Regions from separate parts of the Mus musculus genome. Here region 1 is linked to region 2. A link is a loop called in an ENCODE intact Hi-C map of the cell type or tissue named here. Cell type or tissue: left cerebral cortex. All regions are shown on one strand.

Evidence for each region. A loop is a pair of places that touch in the nucleus more often than their neighbours do. Peaks named below come from ENCODE experiments on the same cell type or tissue, not always from the same donor. Only the 100,000 strongest peaks of a DNase experiment are listed, where the experiment ranks them.
Region 1: it touches region 2 in a loop (5-fold over the local background); 23 of 42 quality-filtered maps call a loop at or near these places.

The regions. Positions count from the first base shown.
Region 1 is chr1:127,474,547-127,477,046 of GRCm38, forward strand. The region is part of intron 16 of Mgat5 (mannoside acetylglucosaminyltransferase 5); the gene reads left to right. The region is part of intron 1 of Gm41947 (a long non-coding RNA gene); the gene reads right to left. Among named protein-coding and RNA genes, the nearest start is that of Gm41947, 3.7 kb to the right of the region's middle. In left cerebral cortex, no CTCF peak of the experiment used is centred here; a DNase peak (open chromatin) is centred at 1,387.
Region 2 is chr1:127,016,392-127,018,891 of GRCm38, forward strand. Gm41945 (a long non-coding RNA gene) reads right to left here. Exons shown (of 5, transcript XR_878500.2): 4 at 1,295-1,357; 5 at 1-422. Among named protein-coding and RNA genes, the nearest start is that of Gm41945, 6.8 kb to the right of the region's middle. In left cerebral cortex, a CTCF peak has its summit at 1,467; a DNase peak (open chromatin) is centred at 1,490.

The DNA of each region.
Region 1 (2,500 bases), 460 kb after region 2:
TCTGAATGGTATCTGGAACCATCCGTGGGCATTTCTTCTAAGACATCCTCCAAATTCCTCATAAATTAGCAGTAATGGGGTTACTTTTGGTTCCTCTCAGGGACTCTATCAGACCCAAATGTCCCCTGGATGCATGATGGGATCCAAGATCTCTTTGGGTCGGATCAGGTCTCCTAGTGCCTGCAGGCCCCAGACCCTAGTGCTTGGAGCATTCATTATATTTTTACAGTTTGCCCAGTATCTTCAGAGACCCGCGAGGGCAGAGAGAGGGTACTCCTGGCAGGAGGGGGGAAGCCTGTGGCTTGGAGGAGACCATCCCAGGAGCCACAAGTTCTCATTAGTGGGGTTCAGCTTCCAGAGTCCTCCATGTGGGCTGCACAGAACATGGGCACTTTTATCCCAGATCTCTTTCAAGATTGCCCCCTTACAACATACACACACACACAAACACACACACACAAACATTCATTCTCTCTCCCTCCCTCTCTCCCTCCCTCCCTCCCTTCCTCCCTCCCTCCCTCCCCCTTTAAGATCACCCCAGGTTTCAGGGTCCACTTTAAGAGTCACTGCTGGCAGCTTCCCTCACAGGCTAGCTAGAGTGCAGGCCTCCCCATGGGGGGAAGCTAGCTGCTTGCTCTTCTCCCTCTCTCCTTCTGCCCTGCCCAGCTGCACTGCAGCCAGTGCTGTGGCTTGCCGTATTTAAAATGACCTCTCCAAAGGAGGACTGACTCAGATGATGGGAGTTCAAACCAGAGTTAAAATCCCCGGCAGTGAGTTGTGCTCATTCCCTGTTTTAGGAGGAATTCTAGGGGTCTTGATCCCCAAGACCCAACTGGTGGAAAGAGAGGACAAACTTCTACACATTGTCCTCAGCCCCCACACACAACTAAATGTACAGGAAATAAAACTACATCTTTAAAATTTTTGTTTAAATACAGGGTGGTCAGTCAGTCACATGGCTGTTTGGTTTGAAATAGCATGTCATGTATCCCAGGCTGGCCTTGAACTTGCTAGGGTGACCTTGGACTCCTGACCCTCCTGTGTTTTCACAGATGCTGGGATTTCAGGTGTGTACCCTCATGCAGTGCTAGAATATACGTGCTTGACAGGCTCTGAACCAGCTCGGCCCAGCCCTGAAATGTGGTTGGTAAGAGTGTTTGGTCACATGCAAAGCAGCAGACATTGGCCTCGGCCCTGCACATACATGTTCACAAGTAGGGACCTGAGGGTGGGGGTAGAGCAGAGACGCAGACTTTGCTTTGACTGACAACTCTGTTGGTACATTCTTGATTTGTAGTCACTGCGTGACAATTTTGGAATAGCCAAACACACTGAGAAACATGCACCAATGGCAGAAAGAAGGTGAGGGAGGAATACAGATGGCGAGGCCCCAAGTGAGCTTGTTAACCAGATTGGCAATGGCTGTTTATCCCTCCTTCTGGCTGCAGAGATGCCTCATTGGGCTGGAATAGCCTCTTTTTCTACTTTACTCCATCAAAGCCTCCAGGATGCCGAAATCATGCCATCCCATTCAGTAGCTCTTTACTGAGCACCAATTAGCTACAGAATGTGCGGTAGTGGTAAGCCACTAACTCCTGTGCAGCCTAGAGAACTCAGCCCAGAAATCCATGTCTTCTGGGAGTCTTCTCTGATTGCAGCTGCCACCACCCTGCCCTCTCCCTGTATAGGCAGACTTGTCTGGCCTCCAGGTATCTTTCACCATGAGCTTAGGTGTCTGGTTTGCCGAAGTGCCAGCCTTCACTACTGACCATGCGCTAAACCTCTAAGGCCAGGCAGGTACAGCCCTTCGTGTTCCTGTTCCTGATGCCCTGAATGAAGCTGTAATGGCCATTTGTAAAGTTGTCAGTGGACACACACACTTTCCCATCTCTTTAGCAAGGGTCTGTGGAATGAATGAATGAATTCCTAAATGAATAAGTGAAGGAGTGGTCAGCATGAGACCGCGAGGGAGCTTGCATTGCTGGTAGCCTAGACTGTGGTGAACGAAAGTGAAGATGTCCCGGTAACCTCCTGATGACCCACTGGCCCCAGTGCCTGTGGGTGAGGGGAGGCCGATGCCCAGCCCTGCCATTCCCATTGAGCCCTTGAAGGTGCTCAGCCGTTAGGTGCTGTCATAGGTGGGCTGTGGATGTGATCCAGTGGCTCAGCTCCGCTGCAACACACAGCGCCATTACCAGTCCCCTCCCCTCTACCTCTCAGAACTACACAGGAATGAAGGGCAGGTGGCACTGTCCCCATTTCCTATATAGGTCAGGTGGAGGGAGCTTTGAAGCCCCCTGCTGGGGACCAGCCCTACCCCCCTATGCTTTCTGTGACAACTTGGGCTCCCTCTGATCAGTTGTTACCTTCAAGCTGTCTAGATGATTCTGTAAGCTTTAAGACTTTGATGCTGTTTTTATTATTCCTGAACCTTTTGGCCCCTAGAACAGATAGCTACCTGCGAGGATGCCAGGCCATCTTGATGGCAGGGACAGGGTAC
Region 2 (2,500 bases):
CTGGCATAAACGAGGAGGGGGCTTTATTGGTTCACATTATGGGAATTCCATCTGTAGAGGGGCTCTGTGAAAGAACTCAACGGCTGTGATGTCATAAAGATTCAAGGTCCCTGTGTGTGGTGTTTGTGTTTGATGCTGTTTGTCCCTCTCCTGTTAACTATGATCTCAGAGAACCCATGTGGTCAAAACAACACCCAAGAAGAATGAGCTTGTGTGAGTGTATGTGTGTGTGTGTGTGTGCACTCACGTATACCTATACCTATGCACACATGCATGAGCATGCATGTGTGTTTGTTGAAAGATCCTCCACGATACTCCACTGCCATGGCTGATCCTGGAGATTTTCCGTCCCGAAGTCTCTAGGTAGATGGGACTTTCCTGATGGGTACAGATGGATTAGAATCCGCAGAGGAGGGTGTGACCTGAAAAGTCATTACAAAAATTCAGAGCCAGTATACAAAGTGTCAAGTCAGGGCAGGCAGCCACACATATGAACTGATTGTACTTCTTTACAGCTCTTATAATCTTGTTTACAAGCCTTAGAAAGCTTTAAAAAAAACTGTCAGGGCATGTTGGAAGAAACATTTAGCTAACAGCAATTATATGAGAGTCTTTTCCTTTAGTCATATCAATACCAGTCCTTTTGACAGTGGTCAAGCGATAATTCCAAGTTTATTTTAGAAAATCCTGTAGTAATTGAACACAAAGTACATGAAGAATAATTGTATTTCAGAAACACTACTGCCTTGATTTCTTATTTCTACCCCCAGCATACCTAATACATACATTGACTTACGGTCTCACTCTATAGCTCATACAATCCTCCTGCCTCAGCCTCCTACATGCTACAATTGCAAGCACGTACCATCCATTCTGGCTTACCGTTAGCCACTGATACTTTGGTCTGAGTTAGCCAACTGGTTTACATGTCTGCCAGCAAGCAGGAAAAGAACAGAATTCAAACACTCTGAGAACAGAATGGGGTGCCACAGCCGGGGAAGGAGACAGACACTATGAGCAGCTCAGAGAGCCAGGCAGCACTGGGGATTCAACTGAGCGCTAGGTAGATCATTTCCTGAGCCAAGCCCTCCTAAGTGCAGGAAGGTCTTCAGTGAGACACTCTAGGCCCGAACCTGAGTACCTATTTAATATCAACATTATGGCCTCGAGCCACAGGTTGAAGATAACAGAAATGAATATGACCAGGCTCCTGCCCTTTGGCGCTCATGGTCTAATGGGAAAGACAACTCATAAAAAAGCAATTTTGAACGGAACAACAGAGGTGGCATAGTACCTGCTGCATCAGGTTCCCGGAGGGGGCTGGTGATTAATTCAGTTTGGAAAATCAGAGACAACTCTATAAAGGAAAAAAAATCAGAGTGAAAATCAAAGGGTATGTTGGAGTTCATCAAGTAGACAGCAAAGGAAAAGACTTCCCCAGAAATGGAGAGGTTTAACACAGTGTGGCCTCCGTGGGGAGCCACAGGACAGCCAATAAGAACTCACATGGCCCTGAAGGGGGAAGGCTGGAGAAAGGAAGACAAAACCAACAAGCTCCCCTGTCTTACTAGGGAGTGAAGCTTGTCATATGAGGTCACTGTTTCCAGGACCTTCAGAAGCCTATGTCACCTCTAATGGCCCTCCTCTTCCACCCACCTGGTGCTTTCTCAAACACTCTCCAGAGACACTCTAGTCTCCTGTGGAAGATTCTTCAACACTGAAGACTATTCACCTACTCAGCTTCTGCCTCATACAGTACACACACACACACACACACACACACACACACACACACACACACGGTGTGACAGAGAACCTGGGGCCTTGCAAGAGGCAACATGAAGAAAAGTTCAAGCATCTACAGGTGCTGGTTTCAGTCTACCTCAGAGACTAGACCTCCGCAGCCCTGTGCCTCTCTCAGAAGCCTGGAGCTACACAAGGCCATTTCCAGACCCATACCCAGTATTCACAGTGAGTATTGGCCAGGTCAGGCCTTCAGGAAAGGGGGAATCCAGTCTTTCACAGGGGACAATTCATTTCAGATGCTAGGTAAACCCAGAACCCTGTGAAGGCCACACTTTCAAGTCCATCCCAAAATTAGACTTGTGTCCTCCCTGAGACCATAGTCTGAGTAAGCACAAGAGGCAGGTTTCTATAGTACGTAGGTATGTACATTCCCAAGTCTGTACAATGGAAGTCCATTTCTGTCATTTTTACTGGTTCATTCCTCAGGTTCCAATATGTAAATGCCCTATAGAAAACAAAGACATGTATACCCAAAACCTTGTACACACACTGAATCTTTGTAGTCAGGATGGAGTTTCCAATGCCTTAAATGTCATGACAAATCCCTTTTCTCCATCAGAGAGCCCTTTCATAGTCAAAAGCCAACCCCTAGTTTGTAGTTTGTCAAGCTACTTAAGGTGGAGTGTTCTTCTTCTGTGAAAGAAACAATAGACCAAAAAGCCATACCAAATCCAAGGTCTATTTTGTTTGCAAA